2 separate regions of the Homo sapiens genome follow, and region 1 is linked to region 2. A link is a loop called in an ENCODE intact Hi-C map of the cell type or tissue named here. Cell type or tissue: K562. All regions are shown on one strand. Links, peaks and the distances in the headings refer to the core of each region. The heading gives the core; the rest is flanking DNA.

Region 1 (6,385 bases), core at 151-2,650, 140 kb before region 2:
AAAAAAAAAAAAAAAAAAAAATCAATAGAGATAGGGTATTGCTGTGTTGTCCAGGTTGGTCTCAAACTCCTGTCCTCAAGCAGTCCTCCTGAAGCATTAGAATTACAGGCGTGAGCCACCACCCCTGGCCCTTTCTTTCTTTCTTTTCATCCTTTCAGTACTGTGCGGTTTTCTTACATACGATGTGTACATGCATATATCTTTTTTTTTTTTTTTGAGACAGAGTCTCGCTCTGTTGCCCAGGCTGGAATGCAGTGGCACGATTTTGGCTCACTGCAACTTCCACCTCCCAGGTTCAAGAGATTCTCCTGCTTCAGCCTCCTGAGTAGCTGGGATTACAGGCGCCCACCACCATGCCCCGCTAATTTTTGTATTTTTAGTAGAGATAGGGTTTTGCCATGTTGTCCAGGCTGGTTTCGAACTCCTGAACTCAGGTGATCCGCCTGCCTCAGCCTCCCAAAGTGCTGGGATTACAGGCGTGAGCCACCGTGCCCGGCCCTTGAATATATCTTTTTAATGTCAGCAGAGGACTATCGGAATTTTTGGTTTCTTCTCTATTTCCCTCTGTATCAAAAACCTAGTAAAAAAAAAAACTATTATGGGAAAAATTTAAAAAGGCTGTGCCTACCAAGTATCTGTGAAGATGTGTTGAAACTGGAACTCAAACGTGCTGCTGTTGTGAATGTAAAATGGCATAAACAGTTTAGAAATCAGTCTGACAGTTCTTTAAAAGATTAAGCATTCACTTATACTATGACAAAAGAATTAGATTCCTACGTTTTAACCCAAGTGAAATGAAAGTATAGACCCATATAAAATTGTGTAAATGAATGTTCACTGCAGATTTATTTGTAATAGCCAACAAATTAGAAACAGCCCTAATACTGCCCTAGATAAATGAATGAACACAATCCGTGCCCACAAATCTTGGCTGACTTTTGCAACCAATGGAATTACTAGGTCCAAGGTTATGCACGTTTGCACGTTTTATTTCTCATAGATTTTGTCCAAATTGTGCCAGGGTGGCTTTTTTTTTTTAATTGCTGGCGGGGGGTGGGGTAGTGGGGAGAAGGCAAAGGAGGTGGAGAAGAGAGAAGCAAACGTCCCCAAATCTACCGGACACAAGAAAAAGGAGGGCACAGGGGCTGCCTTTCTCAGTCTTACCTGCAGGGGGCAGCAAGTCACTGCCTAATTATCCGTCCACACCTGGAAAAGACTGTGCAGAGGGGCTTCTGGTACCAGGGGATGGGGGCTGCCAGCACTTTTGTGTCAAAAGCAAGGCGATCTTTTTGCCGGGCGCGGTGGCTCACACCTGTAATCCCAGCACTTTGGGAGGCCGAGGCGGGCGGCTCACGAGGTCAGGAGATGGAGACCATCTTGGCCAACATGGTGAAACCCCGTCTCTACTAAAAATAAAAAAAATTAGCCGGGCGTGGTGGCGCGAGCCTGTAATCCCAGCTGCTCAGGAGGCTTGAGGCGGAGAATCACTTGAACCCGGGAGGCGGAGGTTGCAGTGAGCGGAGATCGTGCCACTGCACTCCGCCCTGGCGACAGAGCAAGACTCCGTCTCAAAAAAAAAAAAAAAAAAAAAAAAGAAAAGAAAAAAATTAGCCGGATGTGGCGGGGCACACCTGCGGTCTCAGCTCCTCGGGAGGCTAAGGCAGGAGGATCACTTGAGCCTGGGTGTAGGTGTTCGAGGGTGCAGTGATTTAGGATCTTGATTGATGCACTCTAGCTTGGGCACTAGAGCAAGACCCTATCTCAAAAAAAAAAAAAAAAAAAAAAAGGAAAAGAAAATGATTATGTTGAGTCTTGAATACAAATTAAAAAAAAACTACAAAAAAAGAAAAAGAAATAGTAACGTGCCAATGTTAAATTCTTAGTAGTGCTAAATATGCTGTGGTTGTGTAAGATGTTAACATTAGAGCCGGGCTCAGTGGCTCACACCTGTAATCCCAGCACTTTGGGAGCCGAGGCGGGTGGATCATTTGAAGTCAGGAGTTTGAGACTAGCCTGGCCAACATGATGAAACTGCGCCTCTACTGAAAATACAAAAATTAGCCAGGCGTAGTGACGCACACCTGTAGCCCCAGCTACTGGGTAGGCTGAGGCAGGAGAATCGCTTGAACCCAGGAGGCAGAGGTTGCAGTGAGCCGAGATTTTGCCATTTGCTATTTCACTCCAGCGTGGGTGACACGGTGAGACTACATCTCAAAAATAAATAAATAAATAAATAACAAAAAAAAAAAACCATTAGAGGAAGCAGGTCAAAAGGGTTATGGGAGCTGTCTGTATCATCCTTGCACTTAAATTAAATTAGTTAATTTGTTTATTGAAATGGAGTCTCACTCTGTCACCCAGGCTGGAGTGCAGTGGCACGATCTTGGCTCACTGCAACCTCGACCTCCCAGGTTCAGGCAATTCTCCTGCCTCAGCCCCTGCAGTAGGTGGGATTACACACATGTGCCACCACATCCGGCTATTTTTTTTTTTTTTTTTTGAGACAGAGTCTTGCTCTGTCATCCAGGCCGGAGTGCAGCAGCGCGATCTCGCTTACTACAACCTCTGCCTCCCAGGTTCAAGCGATTCTCCTGCCTCAGCCTCCCGAGTAGCTGGGACTACAGGCACATACCACCACGTATGGCTAATTTTTTGTATTTTTAGTAGAAATGGGGTTTCTCCATGTTGGCCAGGCTGGTCTCGAACTCCTGACCTCAAGTGATCTGCCTGCCTTTGCCTCCCAAAGTTCAGGGATTACAGGTGTGAGCCACTGCGCCCAGCCCATCCTTGCAATTTTAATGTAAATTTAAAATTATTTCAAAACTAAAAGTTTATTAGGAAAAGAAAGAGGCTGGGCATGGTGGCTCATGCCTGTAATCCCAGCACCTTGGGATGCTGAGGCGGGTGGTTCCCCTGAGGTCAGGAGTTCAAGAACAGCTTGGCCAACATGGCGAAACTCTGTGTCTACTGAAAATACAAAAATTAGCCAGGCGTGGTGGCAGGCGCCTGTAATCCCAGCTACTCGGGAGGCTGAGGCAGGAGAATCACCTGAACTTGGGAGGCGGAAGTTGCAGTGAGCCGAGGTCACACTACTGTACTCTAGCCTGAGTGACAGAGCAAGACTGCAAGACTCCATCTCCAAAAAAAAAAAAAGGGAAAAGAAAGAATCTGTAAAGGAATTAAGTGAGGGTGGGGCTTGACTTTCTAGCCAGCTTTGCAATAATGTCAGGCTTGCTGAGTGAGCTCCCACTTCAGGAATGTAGCTAAGCGCATGGGATTCCACACCCCCATTCCTCACATCCTAGGGGATTTTCTTCCTAGCCTCTGCCTCCATTCTGTGAGTTTTGAAGCGGATGCTTTTAATGGGTGTGCATGTATAGGCAATGAGAATGCTCCAACAGTACTTTCGAGATGCATCTTGATTTTGGAGGTATTAAAATGTGAAACAAAATGTGTTTAAATGGAGGGGAAGTAATTTTTTTAATTAAACTTTTAATTTGAAATAATTGAAGGCTCACATGCAGTTTTAAGAAATAAACAGAGGCGAGGCATGGTGGTTCACGTCTGTAATCCCAGCACTTTGGGAGTCTGAAGCGGGCAGATCCCTTGAGCCAAGGAGTTCAACACCAGCCTGGGCAACATGGTGAAACCCTGTCTCCTCCCAAAATACAAAAGTTAGCTGGGTTTGGTGGCAGGTGCTTGTAGTCCTAGCTACTCAAGAGGCTGAGGCAGGAGGATTGCTTCAGCCAGGGAGTTTGGGGCTGCAGTGAGCTATGATGGCACCACTGCACTCGAGCCTAGGCGACAGAGTGAGACCCTGTCTTTAAAAAAAAAAATTCCTCTTGTTGCTCTTTTGTAGCCATACACACTTATCCCCTCACCTCCATTCCTGCACAGCTGGCAAACAGGGATCTGTTCTCTATTTCTCTGATGTTGTCATTCATTTTAAGAATGTGATATAGCCAGGCACGGTGGCTCACGCCTGTAATCCCAGAACTTTGGGAGGCCGAGGTGGGTGGAACACGAGGTTAGGAGATCGAGACCATCTTGGCTAACACGCTGAAACCCCGTCTCTACTAAGAAAAATACAAAAAAATTAGCCGGGCGTGGTGGCGGGCACCTGTAGTCCCAGCTACTCGGGAGGCTGAGGAAAGAGAATGGCGTGAACCTGGAAGGCGGAGCTTGCAGTGAGCGGAGATCACGCCACTGCACTCCAGCCTGGGCGACAGAGCGAGACTCCGTCTCAAAAAAAAAAAAAGAATGTGATATAAATGGAATCATACAATATGTAACCTGCTAGGATTGGTTTGTTTTCCACTCAGCATAATGCCCTAGAAGTTCATCCAAGTCGTAATATTTACCTTTTCTATTCTCCAGTAATTTTCTATGGTATGGACGTATCCATTTGCTTAAACATTCACATGTGGGTTGTTTCCAGTTTGGGGTTATTAAGATAAAACATCTGTTACAGATTTTTATGTGAACATAAGTTTCCATTCCTTTGAAATTGCCCAAAAGTGTAATTACGGTAGCTGCATATTTAAACTACATTAACAAAAAATTGTGATAAAGGCTGGGTGTGGTGGCTCATGCCTGTAATCCCAACACTTTGGGAAGCGGAACAAAAAAATAATGGTAAAGTCTGGGCGAGGTGGCTCACACCTGTAATCCCAGCACTTTGGGAAGCCGAGGCGGGTGGATCACCTGAGGTCAGGAGTTCAAGACCAGCCTGATCAACATGGTGAAACCCCGTCTCTACTAAAAATATAAAAATTAGCCGAGTGTGGTGGCGGGCGCCTGTAATCTCAGCTACTCAGGAGGCTGAGGCGGGAGAATCACTTGAACCCGGTAGGTGGAGGTTGCAATGAGCTGAGATCACGCTATTGCACTCCAGCCTGGGCGACAAGAGCGAAACTTCATCTCAAAAAACAAACAAAAAACCCCCTAAGACATTGTGGTAAGAACACAATGTGTGATTTGCCTTCTTCTTCTTCCTCTTCTGTTTTTAGAGACAGGGTCTGTTGCCCAGGTTGGAGTACAGTGGCACAATCATGACTCACTGCAGCCTCAACCTCCTGGGCTCAAGCAATACTCCCACCTCAGCCTCCCAATAGCTGGTACCATAGAGCATGCCACCACATCTGTCTAGATTTTGTATTTTTTGTAAAGACAAAGTTTCATCATGTTTCCCAGGCTGGTCTTGAACTCCTGAGATCAAGTGATCCACCCGCCTTGGCTTCCCAAAGTGCTAGGAATACAGGTGTGAGCTGCTGTGCCCGGCTGATAGTTTTAATTTTTTTTGAACCTTCATACTGTTTTCCATAGCAGCTACACCATTTTGCATTCCCACCAACTATGTAAGTGTTCCAATTTCTCCACACCCCTGACAACACTTGTTGTCTTTTGTTGTTGTTGTTGTTGTTTTGGTTTGGTTTGGTTTTTTTGAGACGGAGTCTCACTCTGTCACCCAGGCTGGAGTGCCGTGGCGCGATCTCAGCTCACCATAACCTCCGCCTCCTGGGTTCAAGTGATTCTCCTGCTTCAGCCTCCAGAGTAGCTAGGATTACAGGCATGTGCCACTACGCCTGGCTCGTTTATATATTTTTAGTAGAGACAGGGTTTCTCCGTGTTGGCCAGGTTGGTCTCGAACTCCTGACCTCAGGTGATCCACCCACCTTGGCCTCCCAAAATGCTGGGATTACAGGTGTGAGCCACCTCGCCTGGCCAAAATTAATTTTTCTATGTCAGGCTGGGTGTAAATTTTCTATGCCAGGCTGACTCACACCTGGCCTGGTGTGCAATCCAAACACTTTGGGAGGCTGAGGCAAGAGGATCACTTGAGCCCAAAAGTTTGAGAACAGCTTGAGCAACATATTGAGACCTCATCTCTACAAAAAATACAAAAAATGCAGATCACGAGGTCAGGAGATCGAGACCATCCTGGCTAACACGGTGAAACCCCATCTCTGCTAAAAATATAAAAAATTAGCCGGGTGTGGTGGTGGGCGCCTGTAGTCCTAGCTACTCGGGAGGCTGAGGCAGGAGAATGGTGGGAACCTGGGAGGCGGAGCTTGCAGTGAGCAGAGATTGCGCCACTGCACTCCAGCCTGGGCGACAGAGCGAGACTCTGTCTCAAGAAATAAATAAATAAATAAATAAATAAATTAATTAATTAATTAATTAAAATATAAAAGTAAATAAAAAACTGAAAATAGTAACTGCTGGAGAAGATGTGAAATAACTAGAACCTACAAACACTGATGGTGAGAAAGCAAACTAGTGCAGCCTCTTTAGGAAGAAGTTTGGCAAGTTTCTTATATACTGAATATGAGCCATTAATCCTACCCCTCGATATTTACCCAAGTGGAATAAAAAAAAAATACAA
Region 2 (6,385 bases), core at 1,987-4,486:
AGTGTACAAATATCTATTTGCGGTCCTGTTTTCAGTTCTTTTGGGTATATCTCTAGGAGCGGAATTGCGGGGGCATGTGGGAGTTCTATATTTAGCTTTTTGAGAAACTGCCAGATTATTTTCCATAGTGGCTGCACCATTTTGCATTCCCACCAGCAATGCACAAGGATTCCAATTTCTCCACATACTTGCTGACATTTGTAGTTATATTTTTGCTTATAGCCACCTCAGGGAGTGTGAAGTGTGAAGTCTTTCTCTCTCTTTTTTTTTTTTTTGAGATAGTCTCACTCTGTCATCCAGGCTGGAGTGCAGTGGCGTGATCTCAGCTCACTACCTCCGCCTCCTGGGTTCAAGGGATTCTCCTGCCTCAGCCTCCTGGGTAGCTGGGATTACAGGCATCAGCCACCACTCCCCACTAATTTTTGTATTTTTAGTAGAGACAGGGTTTTGCCATGTTGGTCAGGCTGGTCTCAAACTCCTGACCTCAAGTGATCCTCCTGCCTTCACCTCCCAAAGTGCTGGGATTACATGCCTGGCCTCATTTTGGTTTTGATTTGCATTTATCTGATGGCTAATCATGTTGAACATCTTTTCATGTTCCAACATTAAAAATTTTTTTTTCTTTTTTTTGTAGAGATAGGGTCTCACTATGTGTGTTACTCAGGCTGGTCTCAAACTCCTGGTCTCAATGGATCCTCCTGCCTTGGCCTCCCAAGGCACTGGGGTTACAGTTGTGGGCCATTGTGTAACAGTTTTGTACAGGCATATTGATTTAAAAACTAAATATTGCACCACCAGAGTAGTGTGAACACTATAAAACATGTTTTCCAAACTGAAATTAACAGGGGAAGCTATTAGCATATAATAAACTCTTGGGTGTGTCATACCATCTTAATACTGATACTAAGAATAGCCAGTACTTTGATGCATGCCTTGGGGCAAAATTCATGGTTAAGGGTCGTGGATGGGTCCCTCACAACCTGGCTCCACTTGTCCTTGCCAGTCTCCTCTGTAGTCATTTCCCACTCCCTACTGTATCCTGAAACCAGGTTTTCTTGAGCTGCAGGGCCTTTGCCTCTGCAGTTTCCTCTGCTTGGAATGTCCCTGTTCCTACAGACGATTCCTCATACCCTGCTTTCCATACCAAGCCCAAGCACCTTCTATGGGACATATTCCTGTCACTACTCCCCATTTCCGGGCCCTTGCTCTGGCCCATCCCTAAACATCCATTCACCCATTCATCTCTCCATCCCTCCTTTCATCCCTTTATCCATCTACCCATCCCTCCATTCCTTCATTCATCCATCCATCCACCCAGTCATTCATCCCTTTATCCCTCCCTTCATCCCTTCATCCATTCATCCATCTACCCATTCATCATCCATCCCTCCATCCACTCATTTATTCATCCATCCTCTGCCCATTCATCCCTCCATCCCTTCATCCATCCACCCATCCATCCCTCCATCCCTCCCTCCATCCATTCATCCATCTACCCATTCATCCATCCCTCCCTCCATTCCTCCATCCATCCACCCATCCATCTACCCATTCATCCCTTCATCCCTCCATCCATTCGTTTATTCATCCATCCTCCACCCATTCATCCATCCATCCATCCATCCATCCACCCACCCATCCACCCCTCCTTTCCTCCCTCCCTCCATTCATCCATCTACCCATTCATCCCTTCATCCCTCCATCCATTCGTTTATTCATCTATCCTCCACCCATTCATCCCTCCATCCCTTCATCCATCCACCCATCCATCCCTCCATCCCTCCCTGCATCCATTCATCCATCTACCCATTCATCCATCCATCCCTCCATTCCTCCATTCATCCATCCATCCATCCATCCATCCATCCATCCATCCATCCACTCATTCATCCTTCCATCCCTTCATCCATCCACCCATCCAACCATTCATCCCGGCCTCTCTCCTTCCCTCCCTCCCTTCCTTCATTGAACACACAGGCCAGTGATGTCTGTGTCTGGCTCTGTGCTCCAACCCCCAGAGAGGAGCCTCTCAAGAGTAGGGTTTTGGGTTGAGCTTTCTCTACTGCCCCGACACGGCTCAGCACAGGGCTGTTGTTGAATGTGCCTGATTTTGCAGGATGACTTTGTGAGCCAGTATTCATATTTTTGCAATGAGGTCATATGTATTTTGAGTGGCATGGGAAGGCCCTACAAGGACAAGCCTATCATGCTTATGCACCTGTGTTCATTCATTCATTCATTCATTCATTCATTCATTCATTCATTCATTCGTTATTGAGCCCTTAGGATGTTCCAGGTGAAGACAAACAGTATCTTGTCCCTTGGGACCAGGGAAGGTTTTCCTGAAGTGGTAACACTGAGCTAAAATATGAAGGATGAATGGGAGGTGAATTGGCTGATGTGGGAAGGGAAGGGTGATGGAGGCCAAAGGGAACAGCATAGGTGAAGGCAGAGGGCTGTATGGCACATCCCTGGGTACCTGCACTCGTGGAGGACTTGTTTAATATCAAACATTAAAAGGCACTCACATTGAATGTATTTCTTCCTGTTAAAACAAGAAGAAGCTGGGTGCGGTGGCTAACACTTATAATCCCAGCACTTTGGGAGGCCGAGGCAGGAGGATCACTTGAGCCCAGGAGTTTGAGACCAGCCCTGGCAACATAGTGAGACCCTGACTCTAAAAAAATAAAAAAAATTAGTCGGGCGTGGTGGTGTGCATCCTCGCAGCTACTTGGGAGGCTGAAGTGGGAAGACGGTTTGAGTCCAGGAATTTGAGGCTGCAGTGAGCTGTGATTGCGCCACTGCACTCCAGCCTGGGCAACAGAGCAAGACCCTGATACACACACACACAAAGTTAAAAAAGTAGAAAGGATCGTTATCTTTTTGCTTTTGAAGTTATTGGGGTCCCATTAAACTCATATGCTTCTTGGGCATGTACAGGCATTCTTGCCAACAGAGAACATCTAACCCACAAAAACTTTCCAACGTGATGACACCGTGGGGGGGATTCTGGAGCCAACAGTGAATCCAGGTGGCACTATGTCTAGCTAAGTAGACATTTCCTTCAAGCGTTCATTGATTTTGATTTTGCAGCCTTGCTTTTACGTTGTCAAATATCAAAGTGTGTGGTTTTACAGTTTTTTTTTCCTTCCAGGTCTTTAACGTTTTCGGGGACCTCTGGAAAACCTACAGGCGCGGCCCTGGGAAGCTCTGGGTCCCTAGGAGGGGAGGTGACTCCGCGGCGTCCCGGGAATGATCCTCGCGGAGCTCGCGAGGTACTAGCGCCCCCCAGCGTCTGGATTGAGAAACGCACCCTGCGAGGGTGGAGAACCAGCCCAGCCCCAAAGTGAGGTGGCAGAAAAACGAACTCACGGCCAAGGACTGGCTGAGGTTAGCCAGAATTGTGTAAATGTGTTTTGTCTTGCTGGGCTGCCCCCTCTCCTGGTCCTTTGGCTAGGGAGAACAGGATTTTGTTTGGGATTTTTCTTTTGCTTTTTTCGACTGTGCCTGTTGGCGTTCGCGGGTTGCCAGCTTCTTCAGGTCCAAGCCTGGGCTGTATGTGGCGAAAAACAAAACAAAACACCAAAGAATTGACTTTCGTGTCATTCCTTGGGTCCTGAAATTCCCACTGTGTCTGCCTTCCCTCCATCATTCAGAGTCTTACATTTTTCTAGTTTGATCCAATTTCCCAATCACTTTTTATTTTGACAAAGTTGTAAATATGATGCATAGAACATGTTTTGACATAGGCGTACAGCGTAAAATATCTAAATCAAGCTAATTTAACATTTCCTTGACATACCCGTGACCATACCTCCATGCTTATCTCTTTTTCTGTGGTAAGAACACTTAAAATTTGCTCAGCAATTCAGTTTTTTTATATTGAAAAAAAAAAAAAAAAAAAAAGAGATGAGGTCTCACTATGTCGCCCAGGCTGGTCTCAAACACCTGGCCTCAAGTGATCCCCCTCAGTCTCCCAGCGTGCTAGGATTACAGGTGTGAGCCACTGCGCCCAGACTACTCAGCATTTTTCAAGAATAAAATACATTGACTAGAGTCACCATGTTGAACAATTCCTCTTGTGCCCTTTGGCCAATATCTGTTCAGTCCCTCCTCCCTCCCTCAGTCCCTGGAGCCACCATTCTACTTGGGAGTTCAGCTTTTTAGATTCCACAAGTGAGACAGGAAGTATTTGTTTTTCTGTGCCTGGCTTATTTCACTGAACGTCTTCCGGGTTCATCCACGTAAACACAAGCTTTGTTTTTAAAGGCTGAATCTTATTCAGAGTCTTATGTTTTTATGTATGATGTCTGGCCCAGGGTTTTAGTTGTGCTTCGTGGGAGGAATGGGAAAAATTATGTATACCTTGTCCATTTGAATTTGAGAAATGTGCATGATTACACGATCACGTTTTGATCATATGCATGGAATCACAACATATGTATTTTGGTCAACAGCTTCTTATTTCCTTTGTTCTGCCTTCCTCCCTCCCCTCCTCCACGTCCAGTTCTCTCCATCTTTCAAATTCAGGCTCACTCCTTCTCCCATGGATTACTCCAATTGTTCCCCCTTTTTATCGCTATTGGTCATGTCTGGACTTGGAATAAACCCTTTCTGTCCACATGGGCCCTGTCTGCCTGCTGACCTTCCTCTCACTCCTGGCCTCAACATCATCATTCATTCATCAAACACTAAGTGTCTCATTTTGGGGGCACCCCTGAACCTGTGATCCCTCGGAGTTGACCGGGCAAGAAGATCTCCTTACGAAGCAGAGACAGCAAGTGGCGGGGGTGGGGGTGGGGGGGCCCAGTTGGCACAGGATTAAAATACAAGGGCACCCAACCTCACCAGTCATGAGGAACAAGAAGCCACCATGAGGCATTTCAAACCCAACACCCAACATAAATGAAAAGTCTGGCAACACCAGCAGTTTTGGAGGCAGGTAGAAACCCTCAATGGTGGGAGAGCACATTGGTGAAATCACTGTGAAGAATGTGGAAATACCTGGAAATGTTGAAAACGTCCAGATTCTGAAGCTTAGCCTCTCCCCACTTGGCTTTATACCCTAGTGAGCTCCATGGAACTTAAGAAAATGGCTTTGGTCTGGGGCCAAACCCATTTTCTTAGATGGGTTGACTTAAGAAGATGGGCCCTTGTCTGTGGGTAGATGGTCACGGGGGACCGGGTCAGTGGTGGCTTGGTCACTGGGGGGGACTGATCAGTGGGACCCAGTCTGCAGGGCTTGGTCAGCACAGAACACGATCAGTCCGGCTTAGTCAACAGGACCTGGTGGGTGGGGACCTGGTGAGTGGGGGCCTGGTTAGTGGGGACTTAGTAAGGACGAGGTCAGCTGGCTGCTGGGTGACCTCAGGCAGGGGGTTTGTCCTAGAAGCCTCCTTTCTTCCATTTGTAGGGGAGATGAAATCAACTGCACCCCAGAGAGCTACTGGGAGGAGGAGAAGTGCATTGAATATGGCCCTGCTATGCAGATTTAGTACCGTATACACTGAGTCCCTCCCGAGGGAGGGGGTTTCACCCACGGCACTGCCCTGCCCTGCCTGCATCCCCAGGACCACCCTGCCTGAAGGCAGAGGCTGGGGCGCACCTGTGGATGCTCTGATGCTGACCACAGGCCCTGGGGTGACAGTGATGAGGACATGGGGGCACACGTGATTGGGGAAGCCAGGGCCGGCCGGAGGAGAGACACACGCTCACACGCACCCGCACATATCCACCTGCACTCAAGTGCACAGACGCATTGCACGCACACGTCGACAGTTCAGGAGGGGCAGAGGATGCCGTCTCTGGGCCCTGCTGACCCATGCAGGGCTCCGTTGTGATGGGTGCCGTGAGCCCACAATGTCACCATTACCCAACACCCAGGTACCTGCCCGGCTCTGTGTCGTAGAGCAGTTGGAGACACAGTGTGAGTGGGTTCTGCCCAAAGGACGCTTTTCTCTTTTCTAGGTGAGAGGCACATCTCTGCACGGCTGCTTGATCAGACTTAGGAGAGCGTGACCTGCTCTCTTCCCTCCCTGCTGACTTGGGGACAGTCGCTACTGGGTGGGCGGCAGCTGCCCGAGGAGGGTCATCCTCGAGTGCTCACTGGGTGCCCGTTCTGTGCTGACCAGGCAGACAGTCATCCTGTTCATCCTCACAGTGACTCTGTTCCAGGAACATGCCAGGAAGACCCCCAGCCCCACTCCCCAGGACAGACCTGGACTGGCCCAGGGACAGCACCCTCACACTGTCCCCATGACCCTTTGCTTCAGTCTGGAGGGCCAGGCTGGGCCTGTTGTGCTGAGCAGGACACTGAGTCCTCCCAGACAAGGAGCCCACCTTGACAAGACCCAGATCAAAGGCAGGAGTGTGGTGGGCACCTCCT

Evidence for each region. Hi-C counts contacts between places; a loop is a spot of excess contacts. Peaks named below come from ENCODE experiments on the same cell type or tissue, not always from the same donor. Only the 100,000 strongest peaks of a DNase experiment are listed, where the experiment ranks them.
Region 1: it touches region 2 in a loop (11-fold over the local background); 106 of 110 quality-filtered maps call a loop at or near these places.

The regions. Positions count from the first base shown.
Region 1 is chr19:16,177,691-16,184,075 of GRCh38, reverse strand. No RefSeq gene overlaps it. Among named protein-coding and RNA genes, the nearest start is that of FAM32A, 4.5 kb to the left of the region's middle. RefSeq lists enhancers at 883-1,382, 5,109-5,178. In K562, for the core only: a CTCF peak has its summit at 1,164 (motif pointing right); a DNase peak (open chromatin) is centred at 1,145.
Region 2 is chr19:16,038,607-16,044,991 of GRCh38, reverse strand. LINC00905 (long intergenic non-protein coding RNA 905) reads right to left here. Exons shown (of 5, transcript NR_024335.2): 5 at 2,857-3,553. Among named protein-coding and RNA genes, the nearest start is that of LINC00905, 8.1 kb to the right of the region's middle. In K562, for the core only: a CTCF peak has its summit at 3,293 (motif pointing left); a DNase peak (open chromatin) is centred at 3,291.